2 separate regions of the Homo sapiens genome follow, and region 1 is linked to region 2. A link is a loop called in an ENCODE intact Hi-C map of the cell type or tissue named here. Cell type or tissue: prostate gland. All regions are shown on one strand. Each heading gives the region's core, and the rest is flanking DNA. Links, peaks and the distances in the headings are about the cores only.

Region 1 (5,384 bases), core at 117-5,116, 560 kb before region 2:
GCAATTAAAATGTCACCATCAAAACCACAGTGAAGGAGACATCCTTCCTCTTCCACGTTGAAAGTGTAGCCATACTTCTCCCCTATTCCTCCTGCTAAGTACAACTAAAAACCTGAACATCAAATATAAAACAAACAGAAAAAGACTCTGACAGGAGGGGAGAGAGGGCAGACTGGCCAAGAACCTCCTTGGGACCTGAGCAAGGGCACGGTGTAGATTTCTTTGGATTTTCTTTTTTGCCTCGTATATTTCAAAGATGGGGCTGAAGAGGCCAGCAACTGTGAAAGACCAATAGTTGGTAGACAAAAGAAAAAGTCCCAAAAAACCTTATTTCTCCAGCCAAAGGACTAGGAAAGGGCAGCCCTGCAGGGCAATGCTTTTAGCCGCAGTTGCTCTATTCTAGCTGAACACCACAGAAAACTTTGTCCTCAGTCACCTGTTCACTGCAAAGGCTGAGTGAGGAGCCTAGACTTCCACCCTCATGAGGATGTAGTGAGGTGTCCCAACATCTCTCCTAGAGTGGAGCCAGAGAAGGTCAAACAGGGAGCAGGTACTTTCATACCCACGAGTCAGTGTTGGTGAAAACAATGGGAGGAGCCTGGGCTTCCACCCACAACTGGCAGTAACAAGTCACATTTTTTCCCTCCCCACTGGGGTGGTGTCAAAGAGGCCTAGTAGAGAGTCAGGACGGTCACCATGGCCCAGCAGTAACAAAGCCACTCCCACCACACTGGCAGTAGAGACCACATGCAGAGCCAGAACTTCCACCTCACCCAGCAGTAACAAGAAGCCCTCTTGCCTCAGCTGTCAAAGGAAACCAAGTGGCGAACCTGGATTTCTATCACTGTCTCACCATAACATGTAGGCACTGTTCCCCTGATGAGTGGTATCACACAAAGCCAGCTAAAACAGAAGGTTTATGTAAGATCCAGAGCTTTATAATATAGAAATGTCTTGGTCATAAGAGAAAATAACACATCCTATCAAGAACTAAGAAAACCTCAAATTGAATGAAAAAGACAATCAATAGATGTCCACACTGCAACGTCAGATTGTTAGAATTATCTGACACATACAAAATGGTTAAGGGACTTACATGTAAAATATAAAACTATACTACTTTTAGGAAAGAAACTAGGAGATAACATTTAAGATACAGGGCTAGGCAAAAAGAGTCAAAAGCTTGAACTATAAAAGGAAATTAATAAACTGGACTTAAATGAAATTAAAAATTTTTGCTCTGCAAAGCTTGTTAAGAGGATGAAAAAACAAGCTACAGAGTAGGAGAAGATACCTGCAAACCACATATTATAAAAAGAAATAAAAACTCAACAGTGAAAAAACAATCCAGTGTAAAAAATGGCAAAAAGACATGAAAAGACATTTCACTGAAGAGGATATATAGATGGCAAATAAGTATGTGAAAAGTTGCTCAGCATCATTAGTCATTAGGGACATGCAAATTAAAACTACAATAAGATATCACTACATAGCTATCAGAATGCTCTCCACTCCAAAAAAACGGGTAACACCAAATGATGATGAGAGTATTGAGAAAGTGGACGATTCATAACTTGTATATATAGTAGAGCTACTATTTTCCATAGTGGCTATACCATTTTATATTCCTGTATATATATAAATAGATACACATATATAAACTGCCAGATGTATTATTTCTTAATATTATTTTCTTAATGTTTTACATGAATATAAAATACAGATATAATATTAGACTCAAAATGCTTCAGTCACGTTGCAGGTGGCTTGATGTTATAATCTGGAAAATCTGGCCTTAGGAGAGTAACCCATCAGCATTTCAAAATCATATGAGGTTACCTTAATTTTACAAGGAAACCAAGATATAAAACATGTTTGTTAAAGGAACTTGGAATAAGCAGTTTTTAATTGCAGAAAGCCAGCTTCAAAGCACTTTAAAATTTGCCAATTCCAGGCTAGGCATGGTGGTTCACACCTGTAATCCCAATACTTTGGGAGGCCAAGGCAAGTGGATCATCTGAGGTCAGGAGCTCGAGATCAGCCTGACCAACATGGTGAAACTCTGTCTGTATTAAAAATACAAAAATTAGCCGGGTGTGGTGGCGGGCATCTGTAATCCCAGCTACTCAAGAGGCTGAGGCACGGAGAATTACTTGAACCCGGGAGATGGAGGTTGTAGTAAGCCAAGATCACACACTCGCACTCCAACCTGGGAGACAGAGCGAGACTCCGTCTCAAAAAAAGAAAAAAAACTTTGCCAATTCCAACCTTCTCATTTCCTAGCTAAGAAAACTGAGGCCTAGAAAAGTTACGATTCTGACTAGTCAGAGTGAAAAATTTGGAATGAAAACTCAGGGCCCTGACTCCTATTACTCTGTTTCACTCTTCTCGTTTCCTCAAGCAATTTGATGGATGATAAGAGAATAAAAAGTCATCAAGTTGACTTGGAATATAAAATCTTGGGTTAATTTAAACCGGGCATGGTATGACTAATATCAAAGCTGGCTTTCTGCAATTAAAAACTGCTTATTCCAAGTTCCTTTAACAAACATGTTTTATATCTTGGTTTCCTTGTAAAATTAAGGTAACCTCATATGATTTTGAAATGCTGATGGGTTACTCTCCTAAGGCCACATTTTCCAGATTATAACATCAAGCCACCTGCAACGTGACTGAAGCATAACCAGGCCCTGTTCCACGTGCCATCTGCTCTATGATCTTACAGTGACATCCTGGAACTGGAACCGCATTGCTGAGCTGGATGGCTGAGGTCGGCTGGTGATCTCCAATATGGTCCTCAGCAGAATATCCAGCAAGCTGGCCACTATCACATCTATTTCCTCCAGCACAGATTTTTCCTTAAGAGAAAAAAAATAATATGTTCAGGAAACTGGGGTTTAACATGCATTTCAATCTAACAGAAAAGGGGAAATCAAAGAGTCAGAGAACTTGAGGCATGGATTTCACCTAAGTGAATGATCTCCTTTTACAGTAAACAAAGGCACAGAGAAGTTAATGGCTTACCCAAGAGTACACAACTCAGTGGTGCAATGGATACCTGAGATACAAGTAAAAAGGTGGGTGATATCATGAAGGCACACCAGACTAACTCAGAACACCAGCGAGGCTCCCAACAGGGTGTGTGACCTCAGGCAAGTCAGTCTGCCTCTCTGAGCCTGAATCTTCACTGAGAGTCCATCCTTGTTCTTGGTCTATGATTCCTTGGTTCCAGACTGTGCTTATATTTACTTTTCTCAATATTAGAGTTACATCAGTCATTTTCCGAAACTTTAAGTACAAATGACTATTCCTATAAAAAATGATTTTTAAAAATCTTTGCATGTAAATATTAGGAAATGGTGTTTGGCCCAGACAAATACCCTTAGCTACAGAGTGGATCTAAGGTCAGTGGCCATGTGGAAACTGCTTTCCTGATGCAAAGTTAATAGTATCCACGCCCCAGGACTTGCAAGAGAAACCCAAATTGCTCTGCACTGACTGTATGTGGAGTTGGGTTCTTATTACACCTGCACAAAACAAAACTCTATGTACAAATGCTTCTAACCAAGGAGATCACTCTTTGTAAAAAATACTTTTAGAAAGTACGAGTTTGAAAGAGCTTTTTGGCTAGGATTTTATGATAAATTTTCTTACACTTGCAAGAAAACTACCAAGATTTTCCCTCCAGTGACTTGGTTTCTGCTCTGAATGTCTTACAGAGCAGAAGTTGTGGAGGTGATTTCTTTTTATTTCTCTTCTGCTGTTTTTGGTTCTGTGCAGTGAACTATCTAACTTACATTTTACTCTCAGCAATTATAATTTGGAAAACGATTCTAACTAGGCATAGCATAGTTATTCTTTATATAATTTTATAGAGGCGGGTTTAAAACTGAATTCATGCCTTCTGTCACCACTGTTCTATTCAGTTCCAGATCACCTTTGGGGCCTGGATCATGGGGGTGGGAAAAAGTCAACTGCTTTGTTCCATGCAGGTTCCTCTTATTACACTTCCAGAGGCAGAATTTCTAGCTTTTTTCTCTCAACTGCCAACTCTGTTCCCACGCTACTGGGGCTCTATCTCCAACAACTCCACTGAGGTCCCATCCCACCTCACTGATCTTCAGAAGCTGATCGTAAGTGACAAATTGGGGAAACTGTAGCATAAAGGTAATAGGGAAGCAGAGGAACAGGATTCTTGGCACTCATTGCCAAACTCCGCTCCATAAAACCTGTTACCGATGAGCAAAATGGTTAACAGTTGCATATTGGCAGAAGTGGAACAGGATATTCTCCATATGTGGATTTCACACCAGACCCCTGAGCCATGAACACAAATACTCTGAGTTGTCCCATTTATAAGCAAGCATGTGATTCTTCTCATTTTGCAGTGCATTCTCTAATGCAATTGCATTGCATCAAGAGTCAGGCACGTTGATAGGAATCCCCAAATCCATAACAATTTGGAGATCACTGGTGGGGCCAAGTAATGGTTATACTGTAAGATACCCCTAATCTCCTGGGGCTGTCCTTTGCTTCTGCAATTTCCAGGGGACCCGGCCCAAGGACCACAGCCAAGTTCTGAGTATCATGAAGTAGCCTTTCACAGAATGGATCAAAAACGACTTCATGTTGCAAGCAGTAATTTATTCTTGCCACAGAGCAGTCATCATATCAAGATTAAAGACACACGTGGGAGGCTTTGAGATTTCTCATTTTTCTCACTCAGTATGCAGTTCTTCCTTGAAATACAAGTTTGGGGAACCCAGGTTATTTGGGGTTACAGAATCCCACAAGGTTAAAAAAATTCCTTCCAAAGAGAAGCAAAAAGTCCAGCCCAGCTGGAAATAAAAGTGGGTCTCAGAGGCTTCCTCTTTAGTGCGGTTTCTTTGTAGACTATTACAAGTTTATTTCCAGAAGCCATTTGAAGGGAGCTATATACTATGACCTGTATTTACTTACTGAGCTATTTTTCTTGATAAGACAAAATACGTTGCTAAGGATACGTGCACACATGATCAGGTCCTTCTGTTCTTGCAAGTGAATGTGGAGGTGATGTAACACGACAGGCAGAAGAATGTATCGGGAATCTGAAGAGAGAAGAGTCATTAGTGTCACATCTGTTGGAGTCCCACGCAATACCTAGGGCAAATCCTTATCTACTTTTAATTCAATTTTGGTTGCTAAATTATTAACACATGTAGTTACAAAGGTATTAGTTCTACAAGGTTTATATTGAAAAACAGCAGTTCCTTTCCCTAATGCACAATTCCTACCTCAGGAGGCCTTTGACACTTTTAGGTGAAATAGATATCTTTCTAAAATTATTTGTTTTACCTCTAAATTTCTAAATTACATGCTTCTCTTGCTGTTTCCTGAATTTTCGT
Region 2 (5,384 bases), core at 162-5,161:
GACTCTCTTTCAGTGAATTAAATAGTAAACTAATTTCTGCTTCTCCGAATTCTTTAAACTAATGAACAGAAAGTCAATTTTACAGGTGAGAATTGAGTTTATTGTTTATTTGGCAAAATTGGGCTGTTATACATACCTTCTAAAATGTAAGAGATGTGTGTATGACTTTAATCTCTAGGAGTTTATATCAATTCATAGAAGATATGCTTTGCTAAAACCAATGAATATTATTTTCTTTATGCCTGTAAAGCTTCACTTAATATTTCTTTTATAAATTCACTGGCAATGAATTCTCTTAGCTTTTCATTATCTGATATTCTCTTTGGGTAAATGATTCTAGCTTGAAAGTTTATTCTGTCAGTACTCTAAAGATACTGTTCCAGCCTCTTCCAGCTTACATGATTTCTGGTTAGAAGTTTGCTGTCATTTTTATCTTTGTTCTTTGTACATAATGTTCTATAATTTGTCTTGGCATTATTTTCTGAATTTATGTTTTGCTTGGGGTTTGTGGAGATTCTGTGAGTTTACAGTTTTCATCAAATTCGGAAAAAATTTGATCATCGTATCATCAAATATCCCCGTATTTTTTCTAACATGTGTAATATAAGCCCCAGTTACACACATGCTAGAATCCCTAATATTGCTCACAGTCACTGATGCTGTGTGTATTTCTTAGTCTTTTTTCTCTCTGTGCTTCATGCATAGTTTTTCTTCTGGTTATAGATAATATTTTCCTGCTTCTTTGCATGCTAATAATTTATGATTGGGGCCGGGCGCGGTGGCTCACACCTGTAATCCCAGCACTTTGGGAGGCTGAGGCGGGTGGATCACAAGGTCAGGAAATCAAGACCATCCTGGCTAACACGGTGAAACCCCGTCTCTACTAAAAAATACAAAAAATTAGCTGGGCGTGGTGGTGGGTGCCGGTAGACCCAGCTACTTGGGAGGCTGAGGCAGGAGAATGGCATGAACTCGGGAGGCGGAGCTTGCAGTGAGCTGAGATCGTGCTACTGCACTCCAGCCTGGGCGACACAGCGAGACTCCATCTCAAAAAAAAAAAAAAAAAAAAAAAATTGATGATTGGATATTGAACATTTTTGAAGATCTGATTTTGCTGTATTCCTTTAAATAGTGTTACATTTTCTTCTGGCACATGGTAACTTAGAATCAATTGGATTCTTTCAAATCTTTCTTATAATCTTTGTTAGGGCAGGTCCAGAGCTGTATTCAGTCTAGGATAATTTAGCCCTCCAACTAAGGTGGAATACTTTTGAAGACTCTATCCAGTGCCCATGTCGTGCAGAACCTTTCCACTCAGGCTTGTGCAACACAAACCATTCTCAGCCCTGTGTGAGCTCTTGGAATTGTTAGGCCTTCTCATTTCCAGTGGTTCCTTTGCTGGCCTTGGGTAGTTTCCTTTCACACACATAGAGTAGTACTCAGCCAAATACTTGAGCATACTCCTCTGTAGCTTGCTTGTTCTCTTTCAGAAGCTCCCTCTTTTTTGGTAATTTGTCTTAAAAATTCTTCTTGCCTTGGACAATACCTGCTTTGCAACACAGCAAGACTTTTGGGGTCTGTTTGAGTTTCCCCTTTTTGTACTGCAGCCTAGAAACTGCCTCCAGTGAGTAAACTGGTGCAACTGTAGGGCTCCCTTTTTAGGGTTTTTTTTTTTTCTCTCAGAGAGCAAGGCCCTGCTGCCTGTTCTCCAATATGTAAAATTGTTTCATTTATTTTGTCCATTTTTTCCTAATTGTTTAAGGTGAGTGGGTAAATATGGTTTCTGTTACTCCATCTTGGCTGGTAGTGGACTTTTTATGATGAAATCAAAATAAATATAGAATTGTACTTTTAAGAACCTTTGTTGTGAGAATTTGAGTAGCAGAAATACTTAGAAAAGAGAAGATAAAATCAATTAACATGTTGAATGCTTCCTCTCAGATAACCTGAATGCAATAGATTATTGCACAATAAAATATTTTTCAGTAGTGCCAAGTGTCCATGTTCTTGCTTCTCCTCATGTTCCCATCTGTGGTTCCAGAGCACAGTATTCACAAAAATTGTATATGGTGGCCAAGGAATATTTTGTAGTATCAATTCATATTACTTAAAAAAACTTGTATATATGTAGGCCTGTTGTAACATGAGCAAAGTGCAATATGAATTCTTCACATTGTCAACTAAATGGAAACAGAATGCTAGAACATTGTACCAGTTTGGGTTTTCCAGAATGCACATGGCAAGACAGAGTCAGAACTGCAAGAGATTTCTTTGGGAAATGCTCATGAAAGATAAAGGGAGGAGGGAAGAGGAGTGGGCATGAGAAGCCTTCAGACCACAAGTGTCTGACACTTGTGAATGGAGAGAGGGAAGGAGGGGAATTGGGGTAGAGGACCCTCAGACTGCAACACATCTCTGAAAAAGTGTTGGCCAGCCCAGCAGGGAGCTCAGGCACAAAGACTGCCAGTAGAAGAGTCCTGTATTGAGCAGAAATGGCTCAGTTCTCTTACCTCTGCCTTGCAGCCTCCAATAGCTCCCTGGGAAGAGTTCAAGCCTCAGCTTGAACACACAGGTAAATCCTAAGGTCTCTGTAGCTCAAGACTGTAGATAGCTGCACACTTCATGGCCATTTTTCTCTTTGAAGGGGGCTCTGAGGGGCCCACCTTCATGGCTTGTAAAAATTGTGAGTAATTTTACTTTTATAAATATATTTAATGAGGTTTCATAATATTTTCAAAAAACTAAATTAAAACATCAAGTTGATTTACATAAGTTTGATTTAAAATTTGGGTAATCATGCTACAACATAGATGAACCTTGAGAACATTATGCTAAATGAAATAAGCCAGTCACAAAAAGACAAATACTGCGTGATTCCACTGATATGAGGCATCTAAAGCAGGCAGACTGTTAGAAATAGGAAGTAGAATGGTGGTTGCCAGGGGCTGGAAGGAGGGGGAAAAGGGTAGTTTTTGTTCAATGGATATAGAGTTTTGGTTTTGCAAGATGAAGAAGTTCCAGGGAGCTGTTGGACAAGATGCATACAGTTAACACTACTGTATAGTACACTTCAAAATGGTTAAGATGGTAAATTTCACATTATGTTTTTACCACAATAAACATTTTTTGTAATCATTCATTATAATTAGTATTTTCCTTTGAATTTTAATAAAATATTTTGAAACAAGAATAAAGAATAATTTTTACTCTGGCCCTAAGCCCCACAAATATTAAGGCCTGTGGAGCTTCTGTTTCTCACAGACCTGGACCACCCGCCCAAATTATAGCAACCTGACCCCAACAGCCTGCTTTTTATGTCCATCTTCTCTCAGAAATCTGATTTTAATAGGCTTGATTCAAAATTACAACTTGTAGGTCAAGCATGGTGGCTCATGCCTGTAATCCCAGCACTTTGGGAGGCTGAGGCAGGTGGATCACTTGAGCTAAGGAGTTCAAGACCAGGCTGGGAAACAGGGAGAAGCTGTCTCTACAAAAAATTACAAAAATTAGTTGGGCATGGTGGTGCACACTTATAGTCCCAGCTACTCCAGAGGCTGAGGAGGGAGGATTGCTTGAGCCCAGGGGGTCGAGGCTGTAGTGAGCCGTGTTCATGCCACTGCACTCCAGGTTGGGTGACAGAGCAAGACCCTGTCTCAAAAAAAAAAAAAAAAGGCAAGCCTATAATTTTTATCCAGATTGATTGAAACAGTGTTAGGACCCTGGCCCCTGCCCCATGCTGGGTGAAATGAGCAGAGAAAGGTGTCGGGGGAAGGAATGAAGTCTCAGGTGGGCAGGGGGAGGAGAATGGGATAGTACTTGGTGTGAATGTTGCCAATAATGAAGCCAGCAATGAAGGAAGAGTGGGTGTAATAAGGCAGGAAAGTACATCGTACTTAGAGGAAACTGAACGGTAAACTGTAATCAGTCCATAACTGACACATTTAAATTTTTCAATGGTCAAAAAGAGGAAAATCACACAACTGACCTGCTCTTAAGACACAGTTTTAGCTATTACTTGAAGAAGATGTCCAACAGGATAGTGCACATTCAGAAATATTAACTGCAAAACTTGAACTCACCCTCAAGATTTTCATTAACTTAGACCCACCTGGCTCTGTGACACTGTTTTCAGAAGGTTAAATGCTTGGCAGTGGGGTAGGCATTTGGGGAAATTTTAGAATTGCACATATCTGAGCAAACTGATTGTGTCCAGAAAGTACTCTTACTGGGAATACAGTGCTAATGAATACAAAATAACAGTCCCTGCTGGGTAGCCTCCAGATGGCAAAACTTACAAGCTGTTTGGCTTTGGAATAGTCATGTAACCTCTCCGTGCCTTTGGTTCCTCATCCATAGCAAGGAGGGATACATAGTTCCTACCTCGTTAAACTACTGTGATGATTCAATGCAATTATGCATGTAAATAAAACACTAGAACAGGTCCTGGCACATACCAATAATTCAATAAATATTATTAATAATTATTGTTTCCTTATGTGGATTTTCTCTTCTTCAGGGCTTGATTATATTTCTAAGCTTAGCAGGCTGCCTTGCGAAATGCACTTACTATGGGAGTCTTGAGTGGATGAGTCTAAACATATCACCACTACTGGTGAAAAGTAAATCAGCTCAAAAATCCTCTAATAATGGTGGTGGATCACCCCTGCACCAAAAGACAGAATACTAGTTAGGGTGGATATTCCATTTTAAATCACTGCTGTATATCTACCAAGCAGGTTTTGAAATGATTCTTCTAAAGGGCATAAAAGGAGTTTATTTTTCATGCCTATTCTTGAAATGTTACAGATGCTATGAAAAATAAGAACAAGAAGTGGGAGGCAAAGTTCTTAGATGAATGTGAGATTTAAGATGTTACTTGACAAAAACATTGCCCAAGAGTTTTTGGTCTTATTTTCCTACATTTCATAATTGTGCCCCACAGGTCTCAATTGTGACATCCTGAAGATGGCTGAATGGCTAATGAGAAAAAGCTAATGGTTCTGTCTGGGACTCCAGTGGCCTTGCTTTGGTACTGTTGACCATTCTCCCTGCAAAGGCGAAGAAGCCCTGGGACCAGAAACCCCCATATTTTTGTAGAATTCCAAGGGTGATGTCAACTGAAATATGGGAATTCAGGACCTTAAAAAAAAAATCTTGAAATGATTAAGTTGAACTCTATTTGATCTGTTTAGATTTACCAAGATTCACTCCTCTGGCTCTGACCAACCTTACTATGTATTGGAAGCCACAATCCCTCCCTTTCACTCCCATATGCCAATTCTGAACATTTTTCTTCCTTGAAAGGCAGACCTAGGAGAACAAGGCCCTAGGACATGCAATTCTATTTCTTGCCTGCTTCTTATCTCACCTTTGAGTTCTAATTT

Evidence for each region. Hi-C counts contacts between places; a loop is a spot of excess contacts. Peaks named below come from ENCODE experiments on the same cell type or tissue, not always from the same donor. Only the 100,000 strongest peaks of a DNase experiment are listed, where the experiment ranks them.
Region 1: a loop joins it to region 2, with 2.4 times the contacts of the local background. A loop is called at or near these places in 16 of 110 quality-filtered maps.

The regions. Positions count from the first base shown.
Region 1 is chr7:111,842,040-111,847,423 of GRCh38, forward strand. DOCK4 (dedicator of cytokinesis 4) reads right to left here. Exons shown (of 53, transcript NM_001363540.2): 24 at 4,960-5,087; 25 at 2,724-2,858. Among named protein-coding and RNA genes, the nearest start is that of DOCK4-AS1, 36 kb to the left of the region's middle. In prostate gland, for the core only: no CTCF peak of the experiment used is centred there; no DNase peak of the experiment used is centred there.
Region 2 is chr7:112,402,553-112,407,936 of GRCh38, forward strand. No RefSeq gene overlaps it. Among named protein-coding and RNA genes, the nearest start is that of IFRD1, 45 kb to the right of the region's middle. In prostate gland, for the core only: no CTCF peak of the experiment used is centred there; no DNase peak of the experiment used is centred there.